Linked DNA regions of Homo sapiens: region 2 is linked to region 1. The links are chromatin contacts, found by Hi-C or POLR2A ChIA-PET in ENCODE. All regions are on one chromosome and are shown on one strand. The core of a region is the stretch at or near the end of the contact, and the rest is flanking DNA. Distances in the headings are between cores, read along the strand shown.

Region 1 (6,099 bases), core at 2,150-4,649:
GTCTCCAGAAAGCTGGGAGCTCTGCTGATGACCTTGATCTCAACTCAGGTGTTTGTCCGACTTCTGGTCTATGGAGCTGTTAATAAGTTTGTGGTGGTTGAAGTCACTAAGTTTGTTACAGCAGCAACAGGAAGCGAATCCAGTCTAGTTGTCTATTTGTGCAATACACAGGCAGGATCCTGATTCCTGTCGCTTGATAATGAGACTCGCTCTCTGGTAAACCAGCTGCTTCCGCTAAGAGCGTTTTGGATATTTTTGGCCCTTTGCATGTTAGGTTCTACCCAGCCTCCCCTCCCCTCCCCTCCCCTCCCCTCCCCTCCCCTCCCCAACCCCCAGTAATTGAGATTTGGTTTGGGATTGTCTTGAGGTCAGAGAGATTTGACATCTTTATAGTATTGATCCATGAACTTGGTGTGGCTTCATTATTTAACTCTTAAAGCTTGCAAAACATTTGATAATTTTTCTTGTAGAGGTCTAATACTACTTTTTTTTTTTTTTGAGAGGGAGTCTCGCTCTTTCGCCCAGGTTGGAGTGCAGTGGCGTGATCTCGGCTCACTTCAAGCTCCGCCTCCTGGGTTCACACCATTCTCCTGCCTCAGCCTCCCGAGGAGCTGGGACTACAGGCGCCTGCCACCACGCCCGGCTAATATTTTGTATTTTTAGTAGAGACGGGGTTTCACTGTGTTAGCCAGGATGGTCTCCATCTCCTGATCTTGTGATCTGCCCGCCTCGGCCTCCGAAAGTGCTGGGATATACAGGCGTGAGCCACCATACCTGGCCTAATTTCCTTTTCTTGTAAGGACACCAGTCAGATTGGATTAGGGCCCATCCCGGTGACCTCTTTTTAACTTAATTACCTCTTTAAAGGCCCTGTCTCCAAAGACAATCACATTCTGACGTCCTCAGGGAATGGACATCCACCTGTGGGTTTGGGGGACACCGTTCAGCCCATAACAGAGGTCACCAGGGATAGGATGTCCACCTGTGGGTTTGGGGGACACCGTTCAGCCCATGACAGAGGTCGCCAGGGATAGGACGTCCACCTGTGGGTTTGGGGGACACCGTTCAGCCCATGACAGAGGTCGCCAGGGATAGGATGTCCACCTGTGGGTTTGGGGGGCACTGTTGAGGTCACACGTGGGCAGTGCGTCCACTGCTTGAAGAGCTGACATTGCCAAAGGTAGGTGGACCTCTCAGGATTTCTATTTTTTATTATAAAATATTCAACCTGTAATCCCAGCACTTTGAGAGACTGAGGTGGGAGGATTGCTTGAGTCCAGGAATTGGAGACCAGTCTGGGCAACATGGCAAAACCCCATCTCTACCAAAAATACAAAAATTAGCCGGGCTTGGTGATGCTTAACTTGTAGTCCCAGCTACTCGGGAGGCTGAGGTAGGAGGATCATTCAAGCCCAGCAGGTTGGGGCTGTCGTGAGCCGTGAATCCACCACTGCACTACAGTCTGGGCAGCAGAGCTAGACCCTGTCTCAAAAACATAAAAAGTAAAATATTTGAAAGCCATCCAAGGAATAGAGTCGCATATGTTAGTCATGAAGCAAAATAATAAACGTTGCCGGTGACTCTCACTCATCTTAATAATTTTATAACGAGATTTCTAGAGATGGAAGGAGTCGCAAAGGCCAGTGCTCCTGCTTCACTTACCCAGGACTTTGGGCGTCACGTCCCTGGATCTGTGGCACATGGTAAGTCTGTGTTTCTCCTGTGTGGTGAGGCCGCACTGTCCCTAAGTGTGTACCCGGAAGCACCCGTGGAGTAAGGTGCCGTGGGGTGGATGCGCGGCGCTGAGCACACAGCTCTGTGTGTCCGAGCTTTGCAGGCTGGTGGAGGAAGGTCAGGCAGGTGGACTGGGCAGGACCTTTTCCAGACCCAAAGAATTGACCAGGGTTGGCTGGGAGGTGATGAAGAAGTCTTTGCAGAAGCCAAGAAATGTGCGATGCTGAGGAGCTCAGGCTCTTGAGCCTGGAGCTGGTCTGGGCAGGTGATGGTTGTGGAAGGATGCAGGAATGGGAGGTCTCAGAGCTGATGATCAGGGCAGTGGGTGGGCCTTCTGGGCCAAGTGACCAGTGAGTCCTACTGCTCTTGTTCCCCGAGTGCCAGCACCATCACTGGAAGTCTGGGCCAGTGTGGTGGCTAAGTGGCAACATGATGGGCTGAGCGAGACCATGTCAGCTGCCATCCGAGGGAGGTGGCCACGGGCAGGTGGTTCAGGAATCACGGCCAGCGCCTGCTGCTCACTGCTCTCTTATTAGAGTGGTGGCCTTCTTGGGCTGGGAGGTGGTGGTGGGGGATGGGGGACCAGACTTTAAGGAAAAATGGAGGCCACACTGTGAAGGACCCTGGCCACAAGCTGCCATCTGGCCTTTGGGACTTTGTATTTTGAGTAGAATGACCATGCACTCACGTACTCCTCCACTCGCTCATCTGTTCATTCATTTATCCATCTGCTCATTCATTCACTCATTCGTTCTGGAATAGGGCTGGGTGTGCTGTTGGGTGCGGTGCAGGGCTGGAGACAAGGAGGCAAGGGTCCCAGCCAGGGGTGGCTTGCATTAATTCATGGCATCTGGGGGGTGTTGAAGTTCATGGGCAGTAGAGAGATGTGACCGAGGCCGCAGTGCCATGGGGGAGTGGTGGAGAGAGGAGGTGCGGCTCACGACTTAAGGATGGAACATTGGAGGCGAGACACTGGAGCGTGCGGGCCCCCAGGGGACAGGAGGAGGCAGGAGGGTGTCCTCAGGGAGGAGGAGGCACAGCCTCAGAAGAGGTTGAGACCAGGCAGCCTTGTCCACCACCCTGCAGGGCCCGAGCAGGGCGGGTGGAGGGTGGTGAGAGGTGGGAACAATGCATGGTGCCTGGGCAGGTGCGTACCGGAGACTGCAGCGCGGAGCTGGTGTTTTGGTGTGTGGAGCTGCCACCGTGGGCTGCTTCCTCCAGACCTGTCCTGCCTGCCACATGCACTGCTCTACAGGGCTGGTTTGCTGCAGCAAAGAACTCAGGGCCGGGAGCACGGCCAGGGTCAGGCTGTTCCCAGGGCCTTCCAGGGGTGGCCGTGTTTGACACATGCCTGGAAGAATGCCTGGTCCCAAACAGCCATCAGTGCCTTTCATGAGCATCCTGGGTGCCAGGCGCTGTGGCCAAGCCCCCAAGGCCCACCCCAGCATGAACTCACAGCCGCTCTCAGAATTTAGGGCTGCTTCGTCACGCTCAGAATTTAGGGCTGCTTCGTCACGCTGCACCCCAGGATTTTAGACAGTGATAGGGTGGATTTGAAGGTCAGCTCTGGTTACAGAGAACAGGCAAAGGGCCCAAGGCACAGGAAAGGGAGCGTTTCCTGGTGATGCTGGAGAGGGCGGAGGCTGCTTGGGAAGCAGAGGAAAGAGGGCAGAGGCGCCCCCTAGTGCCCGTGTGAGAGACGGCGGGTGGCCTCAGGGTGTGGGTGGGGGACACTGAGGGAGGACATGGGGTCTTGAGGGTGTGACAGATGGATCGGCTTGGACACGTGGAGTCTGAGGTACCCCCAGGACAGCCACTTGGAATGTGGAGTGGGCTGACGAGTTCCCGGACTTGAGTGTGGATGGACTTCTGGGGGAGCTGGTAGACGGGTCAGCACCGGCAAACCTCAGTAGTCTGGGGCTGCGTGAGGACCATCAGGAGGGCCAAGACAGACTCTTCGGAGGGCGGGTGGGGTGAGTGTCCAGTGGAGGTCAAGTGAGGTGAGAACCAGCAGCACCCTTCATGTTCAGTGGCCAGGAGCCAGCCTGACTCAGGGTGTGTTTTGGGGGGCACTGGGGGTGGGGTGAGGAAGAGGACGGCATGGGGGAAGGCTGGAGAAGCTCAGCTGCTCAGAGGGGAACAGAGAAAGAGAGTGAGCTCACGTGTGGAGGTGGTGCCAGAGGGCGGGCTGAGTGAGGGCAGGGGCCCAGGAACAGCTGGATGGGAGCTGGCATCCTGGGAGAGCGCAGAGCTCCGGGGTTGGCGCTGAGGCTCGGCGGTGCTCAGCAGACAGGAGGTCAAGCCACTGTCAGTCCCCTGGAGATCTGGGCTCCTCGGAGGTCAGGAGGGCTCCTGGCTGCTGTCCTCTGGGGCGGGCTGGGAGTCGCAGCAGTAGATCGAATGTGTGAGTTGGGGGCTCCGTGAGACTCTGCCCCGGGTGCCCTGTGGCTCCCCTGCAGCCTGCTTTCGGGAATGCCAGGGCAAGTGGAGCAGCGAGGCTCCGGGCAGGTGCAGGGGCTGGGCCGGCTGCTCTCTGAGCATCCTCTGTCCTCAGTCCTGCCTGACTCTTCTGCTCAAGGAGAAGCCCTTGCCCTGCAGCGGCCGTGCCTCAGTGCCCCTCACAGGTCCTCTGTGCCTTCCATGCATGCAAGGTGGGGCCTCTGGAGCCTGGCCCGCACACACAACCATCCAGGCAGCTGTGGGGCAGAGACGGCAGCTTTCTGGGACCCAGGGGCACTGCAGGGGCTGATCATGGTAGCCAATGCCTGGACACCTGGCAGGCGGCATGGCCATGAAGGGGCCGTGCCTCAGTTTCCCCACTGAGGTACATGCACCCTCAGGCAACTGCATCGCTCACCTGTCACCTGGCACCTTCAAGCAGGTGCCTGCCTGGAGGAGCTCTTCCTGGCTTCCAACCAGCTGTGCCACCTGCCGTGGGTGCCCTTTGCAGCCTGAGCACCTGACCAGGTTGGACCTCTCCAGCGGCGAGCATCTGCTTGCTGAGCGGGACACCTTCCTGTACCCAGGGGCTCTTCAGGAGCTGGAGCTGCGGGGAACTGGCTGGCCACACTGCCGGCTGTAAAACCATGTGCCATCTAGGGGTCACTTTAAAACCCTCCAGCCTGGACACACATCCAGGCTTGAGGTGTGTGTGGGAGGTGGAGAAGGACAGACAGGGCTGAGGACTGCTGAAGCTGGGGCTGACGTGCTGGTCATGTGACTCTCCATAACTTGGGGACTTAACAAATCCACTATCGGTCTCCATCTTTTTTTTTTTTTTTTTTTTTTTGGAGATGAAGTCTTGCTCTGTCATCCAGGCTGGAGTGCAGTGGCACGATCTTGGCTCACTGCAGCCTCCTCCTCCTGGGTTCAAGTGATTCTCGTGCCTCAGCCTCCGGAGTAGCTGGGATTACAGGCACACACACACAACACCACGCCTGGCTAGTTTCTGTAATTTTAGTAGAGTTGGGGTTTCACATGTTGGCCAGGCTGTTCTCAAACTCCTGACCTCAGGTCATCCGCCCGCCTCGGCCTCCCAGAGTGCTGGGATTAGAGGTGTGAGCCACCGCGCCCGGCCAGTCTCTGTATTTTAATTGGTGTATTTAGACTAATTCATGTACATTGAATGTGATGACTGGGTTCGTGGGATTATCATCTACCATATTTGTAACTGTTTTCTATTTGTTGCCCTTGGTCTTAGTTTCTATCTGCCTTTCTTTTCTGCTTTCTCTGGTTTCAGTTAAGCATTTTATATGATTCCATAGTCTTGTCTTTTGTAGCGTATCAATTATACTTCCATATATAGAAAAAAATAATAAAAAGAAAAATAAGTATATATATATTTTAGTGGTTGCCCTAGAGTTTGCAGCTCATCCAGATCCACCTGTAAGTTACACTGTACTGCTTCTCAGGTCACATGGTAACTTGTAACTGATGGCCCCCGCTTCCTCCCACCTGTCCCTTTTAACGTTGCTCTTACATTTCACTCACACATAAGCGATAATCACCCAATACACTGTTGGTATTCTGATTTTGAGCAAACAGTTTTATTTTCTTTTTCTTTTTTGTTTGTTTGTTTTGTTTGAGACAGGGTCTCTCTCTGCCACCCAGGCTGGAGTGCAGTGGTGCCATCTCAGCTCACGGCAGCCTCAACCTCCCCAGCTCAGGTGATCCTCCTTCCTCAGCCTCTTGGGTACCTGGGACTGTATGCACATGCCACCACGTCTAGCTATTTTTTTTTTTGTACTTTTTGATACAGTCAGGGTTCATCATGTTGCCCACGCTGATCTTAAACTCAACTCCTGGGCTCAAGCAGTCCACCTGCCTTGGCCTCCCAAAGTGCTGGGATTACAGGTGTGAGACACT
Region 2 (5,728 bases), core at 674-3,173, 130 kb before region 1:
CAACTGCGCTCTTCCTCTCAGCAGCCATGCGCCCCCTGGGCCGTGTGGCCACACTCCTGCCCTGTGCTTGGCCTCTCTGGGGTGGGCGGGGATGCCCACCCTCCCAGTGCCACCTCCCGGGCTCCTGAGAACTGTGAGCCCCATCCTGGGCTGGCCTCTGCTTCACCCAGAGGCTGTGGACCTCACAGCCCAGGCACGTCCCCTTCCCCTCTGGGGACCTGGCTGACCCCTCCTGGGCTCCTGAATGACAAGGGCCTGGATCCCAGACTTGTGAGGGCCCTTCCAGGTCCCTGTCAGAGTGGACCCCACCCACACCCAAGAGCACGTTCCTGCCCTGGTGTGAGCCTCGGGCACCAGGGCCACAGCCAGGGATCAGGGCCACTGCCGAGGGCCGTGGTGGAGCAGGCCTGGGACCATGAGCCCTGTGGCCGCAGCGGCTCTGCAAGCTGGCAGAGTCCTGACAAAAGCTCTGGGACCTGCACCCCTGTCCTTGAGTGGAGATGGATGGAGACAGGAGACCTGGTGTCCAGGCTCCGCCGCAGCAGGCACTGCCCTGGCAGGTCGGGGAGAGCCTGACTTCCAGGGCCCAGCCGCAGAGTCTAGAGAAATGATTTTACTCGGGCTGGGGGGTGGCGGGGACACAGGTGCCACAGAGCAGGAGGTGTGGTCAGGTGGGGCCTTCCCGCCCACAGCACTGGCTCTGTCGCCAGAAAGATCCTCCTCGAAGTGAGCTCGGAAGCGGACTCTCCCAGAGGGCAGGGGTGGCAGCTGCGGGGCTGTGGTACACTCTGCCTGCGGCGTCGCCCGTGTGTGGTTTTTGAAGTGTGTGTGTGGTGGTGTGGTGTGCGTGTGTGCTCTGTGTGCATGCACAGGCGTGCATGTGTGTGTGTGTGCTCTCTGCATGCAGAGGCGTGCGTGTGTGTGCGTGTGTGCTCTGCGTGCACAGGTGTGCGTGTGTGCTGTGTGCATGCAGAGGCATGTATGTGTGTGTGTGCATGCACAGGTGTGTGCATGTGTGCTGTGTGCATGCACAGGCGTGCATGTGTGTGCATGTGTGCTCTGCATGCATAGGCGTGCATGCGTGTATGCTGTGTGCATGCACAGGTTTGTGTGTGTGTGCGTGTGCTCTGCATGCACAGGTGTGCGTGTGTGTGCATGTGTGCTCTGTGTGCATGCACAGGCGTGCATGTGTGCGTGCGTGTGTCGTCCAGGGGAGCATCACGGGGAGGCCAGGCGTGTGCCCAGCTCCCCAAGCAAGGCCTCCTGGCTTCCCTTCCGGCTGTCCCGTGGCTCCTGTGTGGCCGGGGCCTCTGGTGTGGGCCGGCAGCTCTTGGCCCCCAATGGGGATGGAGCAGCTCCAGGGTGCCTGGGACCAGGCTGGCACTGCTGGCAGAGTCAGTAGGATGGGTGCAGCCCCTGGGGACAAGGACAGGAAGCAAGGGCAAAGGCACCTCCAGGACAGGCCAGGACAACTTCTTGGCTTCCACGCAGCCTTCCAGAGCAGGGCCACAATGCTGTCCCTGTTCCAGGCTTTGGAATGTCCTAGAGATGCTTCTCAGGTGGCCAGCCCTGAGTCCTGCACTGGAACCCAGAGAGGCAGGGCACATCCCCAAGGCCACATTGCCGTGGTCACAGAGCAGGTTAGGGCGCTGGGGGATCCCCGCCTGGCCTGCCCAGGAGAGAAAGGGCTCTCTGTGCGGCCCCGGTGCTCGAGTCCTGGAGGAGCCTGTGGCTGCAGGCTCTCAGATCTCCTCCCTTCGGGCGGGGTCTCTGGCACCTCTGCCTCTGACTCACTGGCCACCAATGGTGTCAGCAGAGGGAGCGGGAGTCCCCGGCTGCCTCAGCAAGGCCCTGTGGTGCCCGCCTGACTCTCAGGGCCTCTCGCTTTTGTTGTCCTGAGTCACCACCATCAGGAAGTCACACTGCCCTGAGGCGGCTGCGTTGCCAGGAAGCCTAGGCCACGTGGAGAGGCCACTCCAAGAGGCCACATGGATGTGCTCAGGGTGACAGCCAGAAGCGACCGCCACAGGTGGAAGTGAGGAACACACTGAAGGCCTCGCTGTGGTTGGGTCACCTGGCCGTTCTCTCCACGGCGAAGTGGAGACCACCATGGCACTGGGCCCTGCCTGGGTTCCCTTCCCGGGGCCCTTGAGTGCGGCACGATAAAGGCTGTGCGCAGCTGCCACACCTGGTGTCACTGGTCACTTGGAGTCACTGCAGCACCAGCTGAAGGAGAGAGGGTCCGGCTCAGCTGAGAGGCCGCTTCCCATCCAGTGACTGGAGGCAACTTTGTTGGAGAGTTTTCCAGCCTGAGACGGATGCAGGGGAATTTGGAGACTGGTCCCAGCCAGGGTGCATCCCAGGGTGTGGTGGGGGCTGCCCCAGTCGGCACGTCCCGCAGATCCTCACACCCTCTGGCCACTGAAGACCTCTGAGGCCAGCCTAAGGAGGGGCCTGCAGGGCTCTCCTTGTTTTTTTTCTTTGAGGCGGAGTCTCTGTCGCCCGGGCTGGAGTGCAGTGGCAAGATCTCGGCTCATTGCAACCTCCGCCTCCTGGGTTCATGCCATTCTCCTGCCTCAGCCTCCTGAGGAGCTGGGACTACAGGCGCCCAGCACCACACGCAGCTAATTTTTTTATTTCTAGTAAGACGGGGTTTCACCATGTTGGCCAGGCTGGTCTCGAACTCCTCATCTTGTGATCTGCCCACCTCAGCCTCCCAAAGTGCTAGAATTATAGGTGTGAGCCACCACAACCGGCCGTTGTTTTTAGGTTTTATGTATTTACTTTAGAGACGAGGTCTCGTTCTGTCACCCAGGCTGGAGTGCAGTGCAGCCATCACGGCTCATTGTAGCCCACAACTCCTGGGCTCAAGCATCCTCCCGCCTCAGCCTCCAGGGTAGCTGGGACTGCAGGTATGCACCACTGCGCACAGCTAGTTTTTAAATGTTCTCTAGAGACGGGGTCTTGCTGTGTTGCCCAGGCTGGTCTTGAACTTCTGGCCTCAAGCAATCCTGCCTCAGCCTCCCAAAGCACTGGGATTACAGGCATGAGCCACAGGGCCCGGCCTCTCAGTGCTTTCTGAGAATGAGCTGCTTTTCTCTTCCGCCCCCAGACCTGAACCTCAGTGTTCCTGGAAACTCCCACGCTTGCATTCTGATGCTGAATTAATCACCGTGTCCCCAGGTGGCTGCTCTTGCCAGCCAAGCACTGAGGCCTCCAAACTCAGTCCCAGGATGGCGGCGGTCGGACCCCACGCTTCCTTGGGGCTCGCTGAGGGAGGGGGTCTGACCCCACAGGCCCTACCCAGGAGTGAGTCCGGGGCCAGGGTGGCCCTCGCAGACAGCGGACACTCTCGCTGCTTCCCTCCTATCCAGGCTGGGCCCACCACTTCCATGATGTGGCTGCCCTCACCATTAATTGCTTAAACCTGGGAGACGGAGGTTGCAGTGAGCCGAGATCACGCCATTGCACTCCAGCCTGGGCAGCAAGAGTGAAACTCCATCCCCCACCCCCCCAAAAAAGAACAGCTCTACTAGGCTCTACCTGACATGCACCAAGCTGTGTGTGCGAGGTTCACAGGTTGGAGGCTCCTGAAACAAGTGGGCACCTGGGAAAGCATCAAAGTCAAGACCCCCAGCACGGGGGACCTGCAGCCGCCAGGCCACTGGTTGCACAATTCCTGAGCCGGCGGGTTTCTTTCGCCTTCTGTAGGTTCGACCTTGAAACTACAAGAGTGAATCTGAAAGTTAGTTCAAAAAGTCAAACGGGTTCACAGCAGCCAAGAGGTGGCGACAACACGAAGCCCATTGGTGGAGGAGTAGGGGGGCAACATGTGGTCACCCAGACAATGGGGTGTTCGGCACACGAGGAGGTGAGCCCTGACGCAGCGACACGCGTGAACCTTGAAGGCATCATGCTGAGCAGGACAAGCCAGGCATGAAGGTCCACATGTTGTCTTGATTCCATTTCTATGAAATGTCCACAACAGGCGAATCCACAGAGACACAAAGATGGGTGGTTGCCACGGGCTGGGGGAGGGAGGAATGGGGAGTGAGGGCTGATGGGGAGGGCGTTTCCTTCCCAGGGCATGACAGTGTTCTGGAACTAGATGGATGTGGCTGCGACGCATCGGGAATGAATGCAACGGCACTGAATTGTCCACCTTAGCACGGCTGAGTTTGTTATGTGAATTTCCCCTCAATACAAAAATAAAAAAAATTGCCTCTAATTTTCTTTCCAGCTGTAACTTCCGTGTTTTTAAGGCGTCGAACCCAATCCCTCCGTTTTACATCCTCTATGAACTAATCGATGCCCCCAAACTACTAAATTTCATTTCCCAGAAAGTTCATGAAAAACCAAAACTCCAAGGAAGAAAAACTTGAGACCCAAGCTAGTCTCGTGTTTTTTATCATCTGTGATTTTTCAAAATTTCCATGCTGGGCCTGAAGTACTGTTAGTCAGAACGGTTTATTTAAGCAAACCAATATGCATGCTTTGTCATAAAATAATTTCCATATGGTAATACACTTGTTTTTTCTGTTTGTTTGTTTTTTGAGACAGAGTCTTGCTCTGTCATCCAGGTTAGAGTGCAATGGCGCGATCTCGGCTCACCGCAACCTCTGCCACCTGGGTTCAAGTGATTCTCCTGCCTCAGCCGCCTGAGTAGGTGAGATTACGGGCATGCGTGCCACCATGCCCAGCTAATTTTTTTTTTTTTTGAGACGGAGGTCTCACTCTGTCGCCCAGGCTGGAGTGCAGTGTTGCGATCTCGGCTCACTGCAAGCTCCGCCTCCCGGGTTCACACCATTCTCCTGCCTCGGCCTCCCGAGTAGCTGGGAGTACAGGCGCCTGCCACCACACCTGGCTAATTTTTTGTATTTTCAGCGGAGATGGGGTTTCACTGTGTTAGCCAGGATGGTCTCGATCTCCTGACCTCGTGATCCACCCACCTCGGCCACCCAAAGTGCTGGGATTACAGGCGTGAGCCACCGTGCCAGACAGTAATACATCTGCAACAGTGGTATTTTAAACACAATGGGCAGGCACATTTTGGTTTGGGTTCTGCACATTTTTAGCCTTGCAAGTCAGTGGAGACAGAGATGCGTGCTGCACCGCGGGAGGTAACTAGCCTGACCCAGAAGGGCTGGGGCGCAGAGATCCCCCACCTGGGGCTCCCCGCTGACTCCTGGAGCCCAGCCTGGGGGTCGCAGGGGAGTGGGCGGAGGCCACCCTGATCCCCACGCCAGACCTCCGTCCCCAGGACTGGAGGGAGAGGAGGGAACGAGGGAAGTCCTAAAGCTAAGCCAGCTGTTTAGCCCGTTTTCCCGACTGGGGCTCTGGACAGGCCCTGCCTGCTAAATGGTAAATGCTTTAATCTCCAGCGACCTAATTTAGTTCTTTTAAAAGCACAACTCAAAGCAAAAATGAAGCTGCCTAATATTTGTTAAAACACTATTATTAGGAGAAGTGGTAATATGTTGAAATTACCTTTACAAAAATTAAAGAAAGAAAGTTGGCCGGGTGCAGTGGCTCACGCCTGTAATCCCAGCACTTTGGGAGGCCGAGGCGGGCAGATCACAAGGTCAAGAGATGGAGACCATCCTGGCCAACATGGTGAAACCCCGCATCTACTAAAAATACAAAAAAAATGAATTAGCCAGGCGTGGTGGTGCGCTCCTGTAATCCCAGCTACTCGGGAGGCTGAGATAGGAGAATCGCTTGAACCTGG

Evidence for each region. A loop is a pair of places that touch in the nucleus more often than their neighbours do. ChIA-PET counts read pairs that join two places held with the same protein, here RNA polymerase II (POLR2A). Pooled maps may share reads with other maps.
Region 2: a loop to region 1 is called in a map of OCI-LY7, with 35 times the contacts of the local background. The contact joins two enhancer-like sites. A Hi-C loop is called at or near these places in 2 of 168 maps with a recorded cell type or tissue (OCI-LY7 and Right ventricle myocardium superior) and 4 of 50 pooled maps. POLR2A ChIA-PET finds 5 or more read pairs at or near these places in 2 of 52 experiments (BJ and WTC11).

What each region holds. Positions count from the first base shown.
Region 1 is chr9:135,795,162-135,801,260 of GRCh38, reverse strand. It overlaps KCNT1 (potassium sodium-activated channel subfamily T member 1), which reads right to left. Exons shown (of 31, transcript NM_020822.3): 31 at 5,759-6,099. Among named protein-coding and RNA genes, the nearest start is that of KCNT1, 96 kb to the right of the region's middle. Within about 2 kb of position 3,399, at least 4 of the 41 ENCODE cell types and tissues checked have a DNase peak (open chromatin) inside an H3K27ac peak, as active enhancers do.
Region 2 is chr9:135,923,171-135,928,898 of GRCh38, reverse strand. No RefSeq gene overlaps it. Among named protein-coding and RNA genes, the nearest start is that of CAMSAP1-DT, 18 kb to the right of the region's middle. RefSeq lists enhancers at 1,939-1,988, 3,025-3,104. Within about 2 kb of position 1,923, at least 8 of the 41 ENCODE cell types and tissues checked have a DNase peak (open chromatin) inside an H3K27ac peak, as active enhancers do.